Linked DNA regions of Homo sapiens: regions 1, 2 and 4 are each linked to region 3. Evidence: chromatin contacts called from ENCODE Hi-C or POLR2A ChIA-PET data. All regions are on one chromosome and are shown on one strand. Each heading gives the region's core, a stretch centred on a gene start or an enhancer-like site at or near the end of the contact. The rest is flanking DNA. Distances are from core to core; before and after follow the strand shown. Region 1 holds the start of CCDC32 (coiled-coil domain containing 32). Region 2 overlaps FSIP1 (fibrous sheath interacting protein 1). Region 3 holds the start of BMF (Bcl2 modifying factor). Region 4 holds the start of KNL1 (kinetochore scaffold 1).

The links. A loop is a pair of places that touch in the nucleus more often than their neighbours do. ChIA-PET counts read pairs that join two places held with the same protein, here RNA polymerase II (POLR2A). Pooled maps may share reads with other maps.
Region 1: a loop to region 3 is called in a map of gastrocnemius medialis, with 3 times the contacts of the local background. The contact joins the promoter of CCDC32 here to the promoter of BMF in region 3. A Hi-C loop is called at or near these places in 2 of 168 maps with a recorded cell type or tissue (B cell and gastrocnemius medialis), 7 of 37 single-sample maps with no recorded cell type and 15 of 50 pooled maps. POLR2A ChIA-PET finds 5 or more read pairs at or near these places in 1 of 52 experiments (activated B cell).
Region 2: a loop to region 3 is called in a map with no recorded cell type, with 5 times the contacts of the local background. The contact joins the enhancer-like site here to the promoter of BMF in region 3. A Hi-C loop is called at or near these places in 2 of 37 single-sample maps with no recorded cell type and 7 of 50 pooled maps.
Region 4: a pooled map shows a loop between it and region 3 (3-fold over the local background). The contact joins the promoter of KNL1 here to the promoter of BMF in region 3. A Hi-C loop is called at or near these places in 6 of 50 pooled maps. POLR2A ChIA-PET finds 5 or more read pairs at or near these places in 3 of 52 experiments (A549, Caco-2 and GM10248).

The regions. Positions count from the first base shown.
Region 1 is chr15:40,563,568-40,566,446 of GRCh38, forward strand. It overlaps CCDC32 (coiled-coil domain containing 32), which reads right to left and starts at 1,475. Exons shown (of 4, transcript NM_001080792.4): 1 at 1,409-1,475. RefSeq lists enhancers at 1,874-1,923, 2,403-2,697.
Region 2 is chr15:39,623,270-39,626,194 of GRCh38, forward strand. All of the region lies in intron 10 of FSIP1 (fibrous sheath interacting protein 1), which reads right to left. Among named protein-coding and RNA genes, the nearest start is that of THBS1-IT1, 39 kb to the left of the region's middle. RefSeq lists an enhancer at 507-596. Within about 2 kb of position 1,667, at least 19 of the 41 ENCODE cell types and tissues checked have a DNase peak (open chromatin) inside an H3K27ac peak, as active enhancers do.
Region 3 is chr15:40,107,537-40,110,236 of GRCh38, forward strand. It overlaps BMF (Bcl2 modifying factor), which reads right to left and starts at 1,343. Exons shown (of 5, transcript NM_001003940.2): 1 at 1,237-1,343; 2 at 723-850. RefSeq lists an enhancer at 1-641 and a silencer at 1,151-1,400.
Region 4 is chr15:40,592,949-40,595,849 of GRCh38, forward strand. KNL1 (kinetochore scaffold 1) reads left to right here and starts at 1,301. Exons shown (of 26, transcript NM_144508.5): 1 at 1,301-1,444. It overlaps TRS-GCT4-2 (tRNA-Ser (anticodon GCT) 4-2), which reads right to left and starts at 958; the gene lies at 877-958. RefSeq lists a silencer at 851-900 and enhancers at 1,021-1,240, 1,461-1,780.

The sequences.
Region 1 (2,879 bases), core at 225-2,724, 460 kb after region 3:
AAAAAGTTCTGGAGGTGGATGGTAGTTATGGTTGCACAACAATGTGAACACCACTGAATCATACACACAAAAATAGTTAAAATGGTCAATTTTATGCTACATATATTTTAACACACACACACACACACACACACACACACAAATCTGTAGGGCATTTCCAGGTTGGACAACCAGCCTGCACTTTTCTCCAAAGATCTCCAAAATGCAACAGTTCTATCTCCAGTCAATTAAATTCTGTTTTTTTTTCTTTCTTTCTTTCTTTTTTTTTTTTGAGACAGAGTCTCGCTCTGTCGCCCAGGCTGGAGTGCAGTGGCGCTAACTTGGCTCACTGCAACCTCCGCCTCCCGGGTTCACGCCATTCTCCTGCCTCAGCCTCCCAAATAGCTGGGACTACAGGCACTCGCCACCACGCCCGGCTAATTTTTTGCATTTTTTAGTAAAGACGGGGTTTCACCGTTTAGCCAGGGTGGTCTCGATCTCCTGATCTTGTGATCCGCCCGCCTCGGCCTCCCAAAGTGCTGGGATTACAGGCGTGAGCCACCGCGCCCGGCCCCTAAATTCTGTTTTCAACAGAACACAGACTAAAGGTCTTTCCACAGTTCCATATACATGAAGATCCTGCTTGGTAAAAAGTGTCTGTCAGAGAGTACTGTTACAATGCAAGGGCTGTGTGCTCAGCGCATGCAGTTCAGCCGTATGTCTCATGCTCTTATTTTAATACAATCACTGAAAGGTAGGTATTTTCACCATTTTACAGATGAAAAAACAAGTTCAGAAGGGTAACTTGCTCTAGGGCACATTACTGATATGTGGGGAATCCTTGACAGGAAAACCAGATCTGTGCTGCTCCAGAATCCATGTTTTTATCAAATACCATCCTGCTTGTTTGGAAAATATAACGAAAGCAGCCCAAGCACGGGCAGGTAGGAAAAGCTACGCAAAGAGCCTGGAGGCTTTTATAACTATCTAGGCATATGAGACAGGCTGACACCTTCTTTCAAGAGGAGACTTAGAAATCAGGAAGGCTGCCTGAGGCAAGGTCTGAATAATGCCAGGAGACAGAGCCCAGCCAGCGTAAAGGCCGGAAGTAAAAGGGACAGCTATGACACGGCGGTCCTGGGTGAACTGATGTCTAGCGCTACAGTGAACCCCCAACCCGAATTCGTCTAAAGCCACCCAAAACCAAAACTTTGCTCACACCAGAGCCCCGCATGGCCCCTTACCCCAGGGCAGGGCGTCCAGAACCACGCAGGAAATTCCGGCGTCCAGATCCCAGGCCTCAGTCGCTCAGGTCTCTAGGGCTGTCTGGACGGGATGAATCAGGTCCCAAGGCCTCTATGTGGTATTCCGGGGCCGGGCCAGAGTGGGAGATCCAAAACGCTGGGCACCCCAGCCCCTCCTCACTTACCGTAACAGCTGCCCAGTAAACGCTTGGCTCAGCTCTGTCGCCTGTAGCCCGGAGGAAATCGGGAGGGGCGGAGTCCCCTAGTGACGGAGCCCAGGAGTCCTCCAACTACCTTCCCACCCGACGATGTTCTGTGCGTCGATTGGTCGAGAGGAGCTCAGCGTGGTGAAGAAGTGAGGAGCAGCAAGAGGCGAGCGGTGGACGGGGCTCTGGTTGCCGGGAAACGGTGGAGTCACGTGCCCTGAGCATTGCCCCTCCCCTCCCGAGGGCCAGGTTGATTCCTTGCAGATCCAGGGTTCCAGTCCCTGCTTGGATAGGGAAGTCGTTTCCAAGACTTTTGACTTTTCCTAGTCGCCGGAGCCAGTTCACCTCCTCCACAACTTTCTCTGTCGGTGTTTGTCTTCTAAAAATTTCACCCCTTCGTTACCCAAATTAGAGCACTTCGGCGGCTTCTTTCCTTACTCTCCCAGGAGACTCGTGTCTCATTCATCAAATTATGAAGCTTTCCTTCATTCATTTAGTCAATAGATACCAAGCACCTGCTGTGTTCTAAGCATTGTGTTAAGCGTGAAGTTAAGACACATATGACTTGATATAAGTCCTGGAGATCCTTACAGCTTAGTAGTGTAGGAAGGGGGTCCGCCATGGAGGCATAAAAGTTTACAAATAACAGTAAACAGTGATAGACAGCCGGGCGCGGTGACTCACGCCTGTAATCCCAGTACTCTAGGAGGCCGAGGCAGGTGGATCACCTGAGGTCAGGAGTTCGAGACCAGCCTGGGTGAAACATGGTGAAACTCTGTCTCTACTAAAAGTACAAAAATTAGCTGAGCATGGTGGCACATGCCTGGAATCCTAGCTATTCGGGAGGCTCAGGCAGGAGAATCGCTTGAACCGGGAAGGCAGAGGTTGCAGTGAGACAAGATCGCACCACTGCATTCCAACCTGGGCAACAGAGCAAGACTGTCTCAAAAAAAAAAAAGGAGGGGGGCGTTGAGGATTATAGAGTATATGATGGAAGTGTGGCCAGAGTACATAAAGGAGAGAGTGGTCATAAGAAGTGTGTGTCAGAATGCTTTGTTGTTGTAGTTGTTAAAGGAGATGACCTTTGATATCCTTCAGGGGATAGATACCAGCTTGTTCATTGAGATCGACCCCTCCCCATCCCCAGCTTCCAGGATCAACACCAGTTACTCTCTCCCAAGAAACACGTGATGAAAGACATCAGCCAACCATCAGTAGCCAAGTAACTTGGCTGAGGAAATAGTTCTCACTCCAGCCTGGGTGACAGAGCAAGACTCCGTCTCAAAAAAAAAAAGAAAGAAAGAAAAAGAAAACAACAACAACAAAAACAACATAGTTTTAGGATTACAGATGTGAGCCACTGCGCCCAGCTAAAATACAATTTAAAATTCAGTTCCTGGCCGGGCTTGGTGGCTCATGCCTGTAATCCCAGAATTTTGGGAGGCTGAGG
Region 2 (2,925 bases), core at 417-2,916, 480 kb before region 3:
AAGATTATGTCCCTGGTGCAGATAATCAGAAAGTCTACCCATTATAAACCAGCAGAAGCAATCTTGTCCTTTGATGTAAGCTTACTTCGGGTGTTTTTTATTTCCCCCAAACAGCACTCCTAAAGACCCACCCTATGAAACCAATACCATTATCACAAGTGAGAAAAGGGTGGAAAGCTAGAATGTTCTAAATGATTAACAAGGAGAATATGGATGTACACAGATTTTAATGACACCTAGTTCTACTTCCAAATAAGCAACTAAAAAACATTCCACCGTTTGCTTAATGACGAAGATATAAGTTTATAGCTCTCTATTGCAACCACTACTGGCAACACCTCCGTAGTAGTCTATTTTAGTCAAGGTTTTTTGGCTATAAGGAACAGAAACCCTTATGTCAAAAAAAGAGGTGGTAGGGTTGAGGTTTGCTGTAAGATCAAAGAAGTCATTTCATGGACAACGACAAGCAGGAAATAAGAGTATAGACTGGCCTTTCAGAGTCTAGAGCTGAGAAACCACCAGGCACCAGTCATGTGCCCCATCTGTCTTTCTGGGTCCATGTCATCTCTTCACTCACTGCCTGCCTGATGCATCCTCTTCTCTGCAAACCAGCTTTCTCTGCTTATTGATGGTTTCTGCTTTCTCACAACCTCAGCTTGCCTATGTAGCATGAACTGACTCTGTAAGAGTATCACACCCACCAACAACTGACTATGTCCTTTAGCTCTCTATATTCTTTTGCTTAAATTTTCAAGCAAGATAACCTGGTTGGTCACTGGCCAGGTTGATGGACTGCCTGTGTCAGGTTCAAGTGTCCACCACTGGTCCAAACATCTGAACTGAGGGTCACATGGTAGAAACACAACCATCCAAGCCCAAGGTTTTGGCAGGGCTGTGGGTAAGGTGATTTCCCAAACAAGAAGGTATCAACAGAACAGGGATTCAAAAATATCATATTTTTGAACTATAATTACTATGAAGTACGTAACCATCAGAAGGAACCTGCCACTTAATTTAGTTCTATAGTCAACTACAAGATTAATGATGGAAGTGTTTCCAAACTTCACTGATCTCATTAAATCTGGGTACTCACTGAAGAGTTATTTGAGATATAAATGTAGAACTAGTTGTCAGAAAATACCTACCTGTGCATAGAAAAATAAAGGCACTCCAGTTAGGCTACAGAACAGCACTATCGAGTCTGAATGCTCACAATAGGCTCACATCACTTGCTATAGCTCTTTTGGATTAAACACATCTAAAAATCAAGGGGGAAAAATAATTGGTGTTCATTTTAATGTCTGTATCAATGGCGCTAAGGATTCATAGGAGAAAAGGGCTTGTTCTTCCTTCCTCTCCTAGCTCCTTCCCTCCCTTTTCCATTCTCCCACCTTCCTCTCTTACACTGAGGCTACCCCAATCATATAAAGGCAAGTCCGGCAGGTAGACTGCTCTTAAGAAGCCAAACCAAGGACAAAGGGTCCTGGGGGCCAGGGACAATCTGGCATATTTTTCACCAGAATAGTCAGAGGCTGTCTGGCCAGAAGAGAATCTGAACTCTAGTCAAAAAGGAAGCAAATATCATTGCCAGAGAAACTATGTAAACCACCATCAAGAGTGAGGGTTGAGGCAAGGCTGTAAACAGGAAAGTGAGTCAGCTCCCAGGTCAGCAGCCAGGAGGCTCAGTGGACAGAATAATACTGAGTGTGAAGTAGGTCACGGCAAACAGCTCTGAAGCGAGGTCATGAACGTTGTGGTGGTGTGGGAAGCCCTTTTTATGTGGGGCCTGGCATGGCAAAGTCACCGTGCAGAATCAGACCCCACCCATGCCTAGGCTACCCATCTTCCCCAAACAGCCGGGTGAGGCAGGGCTTGCCTTATGGGTTTGCCTGGTGAGAGGCTGCTGTGGCCCTGGGCATTCTGTGATGGCTCGTCTCCCGTGGCCCAGGTGCCCGGGCTGGCTCCATGGCTTCAAGGATCCAAGCTTTCTGTTTCTATGTACCAGAATGAGAGAGGTGGGCTGCCAGCGGGACCCCAGTGTGTAAGTTAGGGATGAGCATGGATCGAGGGAGCTAGAAGCAGGAGGTAGGATTCTCAAGTCCTACTATTTGAAAAAGGGCTAGAAACATGGCTTGCCGGGGACATAAGCAGAAAAGTGTGGAGGTGCTCGGCAGGAGAGCCAGACTGTGCTTTCTAACAGGGTGACTTTGCTTTCTAACAGGGTGACTGGTGAAAATGGACTCTTATGTTTTCATTTTGTGGGACAATTACCATTTGAGGATTGCCAACAGTAGCTGTTTTCTAGCAGTAGAGACAGCAAGTCCACTTGGATCAGATGCCCTTTGTTCTGAGCAAGTCGCCGGAATGGCCCTGTTATCACATGTCTATCACTTCCTTTCCCGAAACAAGTCTGGGGCCCAGCTCTACAGCTGGAGGGGGCCTGGCACCTCTGCCCCAAACTCCCAGCTAAAAAAGCCTGGCCAGGAGATGAGGTGCACAGATTTGCATAAAGAGCCTAAAAAGGGGCCCCTGATTGAGTAGTTCTCATGCTCCGAGGGAACTGGAACCTACTCCACCCCCTACTCCGGGAAGTAGATCCAGTTTGTTACTTTAGAGCAGCTAGCTCCCACTGCTTGGCAAGACTGTTTATTGGCTATTATTAGTTATGAGTATCATTTGCATGGGTGAAGGCCTTCTGTACTCTCAGTTTGATGATGCCTATTTTTACTGTGTAGAGATAAGTTGGGTCAAGGAAGGTTGTGATGGGGTCAGTAGTCAAGGAGGCCATTAGCTATTTAAATACCTTAACCTCCAATGGATCCAGATTAAACCTCACCCTCTTGCAGGAAATCAGCTGATAGATGAGTCACATTGGAGAAATCTGGTATAAATGAAACCTAAAGAACTTATGTATGCCCACAGGAG
Region 3 (2,700 bases), core at 93-2,592:
TGTGTGTGTGTGTGTGTGTGTGTGTGTGTGTGTGTGTGTATGGGGAGGGGGGTGAGGTGGTGCACTCCAGCTTATTAACAACAGGAAACAAAATTTCCTGATGAAAGGACCAAGTGCTGTCCCGCCAGTCACCTGGCAGGGGCTCCCCTCCAGCTCTCCAACCTCCTCTTCTCAGGCTAGCAATCTTGACCTAAGAAGGGGCCCTCAAAGCCAATCACCAGCACGAGTCATTGTCTTGGTTTTTCCTTTGAAGCCTATCACCTTCCCCTCCCCCTCCCAGCAAAGCCCCAAAGTTCAACCTTTGCCTGGACTGGACAGTGGGGGAGGTGCAGCCAGAAGGTGTGGCTCTGCAAGCCCCAGGGACCCCTCTCACGCTCCACAAACTGTAGGTGGCTTGCCTGTAGGTGGGCGCCTCTGGAGGGGTGCTGGCCAAGGTCAAGGGTAAACTAAGAGAGGGTGAAATTTTTCTCCTGAGCTTAAGAGGTGATGTCCAGAGCGGTGGGAGGAGGAGGGCACTTCCTGAGAACAGGGCCAGGGAATGCTTTATTCCTAGCAAAGGAACTCAAGCCCCGCTGCAGCCATCCCAACCCCTAAGGGCTGGAAGAGGGATGCTGAACTTAGACTCCTCCTCCTCTTAGGAGAAGGCAGTAGTCAGACACCCAGATCCTCGACAGTGACTAGGAACACACACACACACACACACACACACACACACCCCAGACCTGGGTGACTCCAGGAGAGAGTCTCGGCCTCCGAGTCGTGATGCCAGGGCTCCGCGCCAGGGTCCAGCGTGACGAGCACTCGGGGGCTGGACGCCCAGACTCGATTGGGAAGGAGGGAAAAAGCCCAGCTGTTAAGGAGAGGAGCCTTCAGACTCCGCAGAGAGGCAGGATGCCCCACAGCTCCTGTCCTATCCCAAAGTCAGACCCAGAGGCTGGGCCGTTCTCGGGCGCCCAGGTCTGCTCAGCAGTGCACCCCAGGTTCCCCTGCCTACCTGGACCCAACTCCTTCGAGTCCCAAATGCTACCCCCAAGTTCCCTCTTGGAGCAGCGCACCCAACTGTGGGTTCTGCACCCCGTTCCCTCACCCCAGCGCCCCAGTTCTTCATGGTCACCCCAGACGTCCGCAGCCCAAACCCTTCCCGGGCCCCCGTGCGCAGCGCGACTCCGCTCCCCACTTCCCCAAGGAGCTGCGATCCAACTCCGCCCGGCCCCCGGCGGCCACCCGGGCGCTCACCGGGCTGCGGCAGGAGGCGGGAGGCGCAGGCAGGGGCGGCGGCGGCGGCGGGCACAGGCCGGGGCGGGAGGAGGCCACTCCGCACGGTGCGGTATTGTTTCCAAAATACGCCTGCTCGGGGCATCCCGCAAACAGCTGATGAGGCCCCGCCCCCCTGCGCGTCACGCCGAGGACTGACCAATGGCGAGTGAAGCGCCAAGTCCCGGGCTGGGCCGCTGCCAGGGACGGTCACGAATGTACGAACCTTCCCATGGAAACATTGCAAGGGGCCGAGCAAAATTCCGACCGTCGCCAGAAGCGCAGTCGGAGCGCCGTCGCCAGTGCGGATTCTGTCCCTAACACAGGCTCTGGAAGCGCCAGAGAGTCCCTGAATCCTCTGTATTAGGTGTGGGAGAGGGGGCGCCAAAGTAACTTTTGTCTTCTTTTTCACGGCAATGGGCAGAATAATTGCTGCGCGTCCACAAAGGGAGGGGGGAAGGAGGCGGGGAGTTTTTTTATGAGGCTGGTGCGTCCAGTGGGTGCAGGGTGCAGGGTGCGGGTCCCTATGGGATCCCAGCCTCAGGGGAAAGCTCCCTCCCGCCTGCCGAGCAGGTCGGAAGAAAACTGCAGCTCCAAAGCTGAAGGTGTGTTTGAAACAAACACATCCAGGGGAGCCCTTAGGTCCTCTTCTTGACTGGGCGTGGGCACTGGCAAAATAAGCACCTGGCTGAGAAGCGGAGCGCTCAAGAAGGCCGGGGCTGCTTGAGCGGTTGACACATATCTCGCATATGGCAGCATTTAGAGACTGTGCTGGTGCTGCCAGGAGAGCAGCATGTCCTGCAGACCGCGTAAGGGAGTCTATGGGCTACTTCACAGGCATTTACCGAGCACCTACTCTGTGCCAGATATTGGGCTGAGTGCCAGAAACCTGGCGTCTGCCCTCAAGGAGCTTACAGTCTACTAGGAGAGGTAGCCCTGAAAATAGTGAAAAGTTATTGGAATTGTATTCATTCCAAGGATAATGACTATTGAGGAATGCAGAAAAATTCAGAATACAAAGGCTGGAGAAGGCCTCAGGGAGACAGCTTTTAAATTGAATGGGAAATATTTTTCAATAAGGAAAACCAGATGCACATGTCTCACGCCTGTAATCCCAACACTTTGGGAGGCCGAGGCGGGTGGTTCACTTGAGCTCAGTGGTTGGAGACCAGCCTGGCCAACACGGGAAACCCTGTCTCTACTAAAAATACAAAAATCAGGCGGGCGTGGTGGCGCATGCCTGTAATCCCAGCTACTTGGGAGGCTGAGGTAGGAGAATTGCTTGAACCTAGGAGGTGAAGGTTGCAGTGGGCGGAGATAGCGCCACCGCACTCCAGCCTGGGCGACAATGAGACTCCGTCTCAAAAAAATAAAAATAAAATAAAATAAAAAAGAATAGCCCAGGCCTAAGGGTAGCAGACTGAAGTGCTGAGCTGGAGAGCTTAC
Region 4 (2,901 bases), core at 51-2,550, 490 kb after region 3:
CAGTGCCCAAACCTTGCTGAAGCACCTGCCAGAGGCCGTGTTGTGGAGCATGGTGCAATGCAGACAGCCTTGTGGAGGAGACAATCTGTAAACCATGACTGCAAAAGATTGATAAATACTGATTATTAATCTACAGCACAGTGTAGGATTGATAAATACTAATTATTAATCTACAGCACAGATTAGAAGGGTGATTAAGCCAGCGTCTAGTAGATTTGGGTTACACTCTCCTTTCTTCAATTTAGAAGCTGTATAACCTCGGGCAAGCTAATCTTTCAGTCTCCTCATCTGTAAAATGGAGTAATAAAAATATTTGTCATGATCAAGGGTTATAGTGATGTAATTCATGTAAAACATGTGGTGCCTGTAGATAATAAATACCGGATAAAGTGTCTCATGGTAGCTTTTGAAGTGAAACCTGGTATCTCATAATCAGGACAGGTGTTAAAAACCCCAGAGTAACAGTCTACAATAATTGAAACTCCTCAGTTAGGAGCTGTGTTAAAGTTGGAACAGAGCAGCATTGGAACATATGGGATGGTAATAATTGTGGAATTCTATTCACTGTTGTTAACTCCATATAAAAAGAAATTAAATCCAGCATGATTTCTGATTCCTGGAAAGTCTCTTTCCCTCCCTTTTCTTTATCTGTGATGTCAGAACGTTCCAAATACTGTATTTCAACATTTCAGGCCTGAAACTGATGGTGCCAGATTAATTGAGTAATAAATAATAAGTATTCAAGTTTTTCCGCTCTGCAAATTTACTTTGGTTATTAAAAAATTTATTCTGCTCTGCAAATTTACTTTGGTTATTAAAAAATTTATTCTGCTCTGCAAATTTACTTTGGTTACAAGCAAAAGTAAGCCACCACATCGACGAGGATGGGATTCGAACCCACGCGTGCAGAGCACAATGGATTAGCAGTCCATCGCCTTAACCACTCGGCCACCTCGTCCCGGTAAGTTACTGTTTCCTGATTGCTATAGGGAGTAATATCAAGGGGCTGTGACGCAATGTTATGGAAGCCGCCATTTTGTACGGAAGCCAAAGTCCAATCACTTCCATAGCAAGCAATCGAAAGAAGATGGCCGCTCCCACGATTGTGGGGGAGGTCTCCACTGGGGAGGGGCAGAGGAAATTCGGTCGAAAAAGAGATAAAGCTGAAGGAAATAAAATTGGCACGGAGTCTGGGAAAGTAGTTTCCCTAAAGGAGTCTTAGAAATAGGGTTGGTCTGGAACCTAAGGGGCGGAGCCGACGCGTAGAGCCGCTTTGCGCGTGCGCATCACCTAGGCGGTTAGATTTGAATACTTCACTGAGGCGAGCCGGGCGTTGTGAGCGGACTGCTAGAGGCGGCTGTCTGTTTCCGCTCTAAGGAAACTCAGAGCGTGTGGACCCCAAACAAGTCTGCGCAAAATTTGTCGAGGAGGTTTGCCGCGGCAGGTAAAGAGAATGACTCTTTCGTTCTGGGCTTCAGGGAAGGCTTCGGGTTTTGTCTGGGCGCCCTGAAGTTCCTGCGGTGGGAGGTAGGGTACGCTCCCTCAGCCTGGCGGCCTCCGTTAGCGCCGGGCCGAGTAGACGCCCCTGCCCCGGGCCGGGCACACTGTGCCCTTTTTCCCCTCCTCGGCCTGTACGTTGTGCCGCCTCCCGCTTCCCTAACACTTCTCCGCCTGCACCTCGGCCCCTCCGGCCACCCGGCTCGGGTTGCTTGTCCGTCGCTCTCTTGGCGTCCTCTTCCGCCCCGCCCTGCCGTCCTCTGTCAGGGCTCGCGGACTCTTCTTGCACCCCTGCCGCTCTTCCCTAGGGACCTCTCGGCTGTTTGTATTTCTCACTTAAGCTTTTTTTGGCTCTAAATGAAGTGACAGCAATGAGTGATTTTAAAATTCTCAGCTCTTCGTGGTTTAAGGTGTCTGCTCGGAGTGCTGGCCGCACGTAACAGATTTTTCGTTTTCTGCAAGTATAATAACCTTAACAAATGAAGTCAATATTAGTACTGCGCAAATTAGTTTTTAAAAATCCTCTTCTGTTCATTATTCCTCAGGATTTAAGCCCTTATTCTTCACGTTTATTTAAATACTCAAGTTTGAGGGAGGAAAAAGTATTGCCGATTGGAATTTTACAGATAGGTTTAATAGGCATTAACAGATAAAGGATGTGGATGAAGACCAAAGCAGAAGCTTATTCCAGTCTAGATATTAAAATTGATGTTTTCACTTCCGTCGAATCCTGTAGATATTTATTGGGTTCCTTATCCTGTGATAGGGCCGGGGACAGATGATTCCCAAACCTAGAGGGGTTTACAAAGGGAAATAACTAATATACACAAATAACTAGAATACAAGACAGAATGTAAAAGATTATAGGACATTCTAAAGTGGTGTGGGAGCACGGAAAAGGGAGAGCTTATTTGATGCTTTTGGTGATGGATTTGTGGAGAAGACCGCATTTGAGGTGGACGTTGGTTGGAGAGATGATTTACAGATGGGAGTTAATATGTGGTAAAATTTTGGTAATTAAAGGTTAGGGTCAAAGCAGTATAATTCTTGACTTTGCGAATGGCTGGAAATCTTTACAAGATGATAAATACATGTAAATTGAATTAAAATGTTTGGAATGGTAGTATTAATGATGTGTTCGATGTTAAATAATAGACTGTAAAAGATACTGACTCTAGATATTGCCAGTAAAGCAGTGCTGTCCAACAGGGCTTCCTGTGAAAATGGTAATGTTTTATATGTGCACTCCAACATACTACCCATTAGCGACATGGGACTATGGAGCACTTGAAATGTCATTATTGTGACCAAAGAACTGATTATTAAATTTTATTTTATTTTCATTAATTTAAATGTAAATAACTACTATATTGGACAGCACAGGTCTAGAGTCTCTGTCATTTC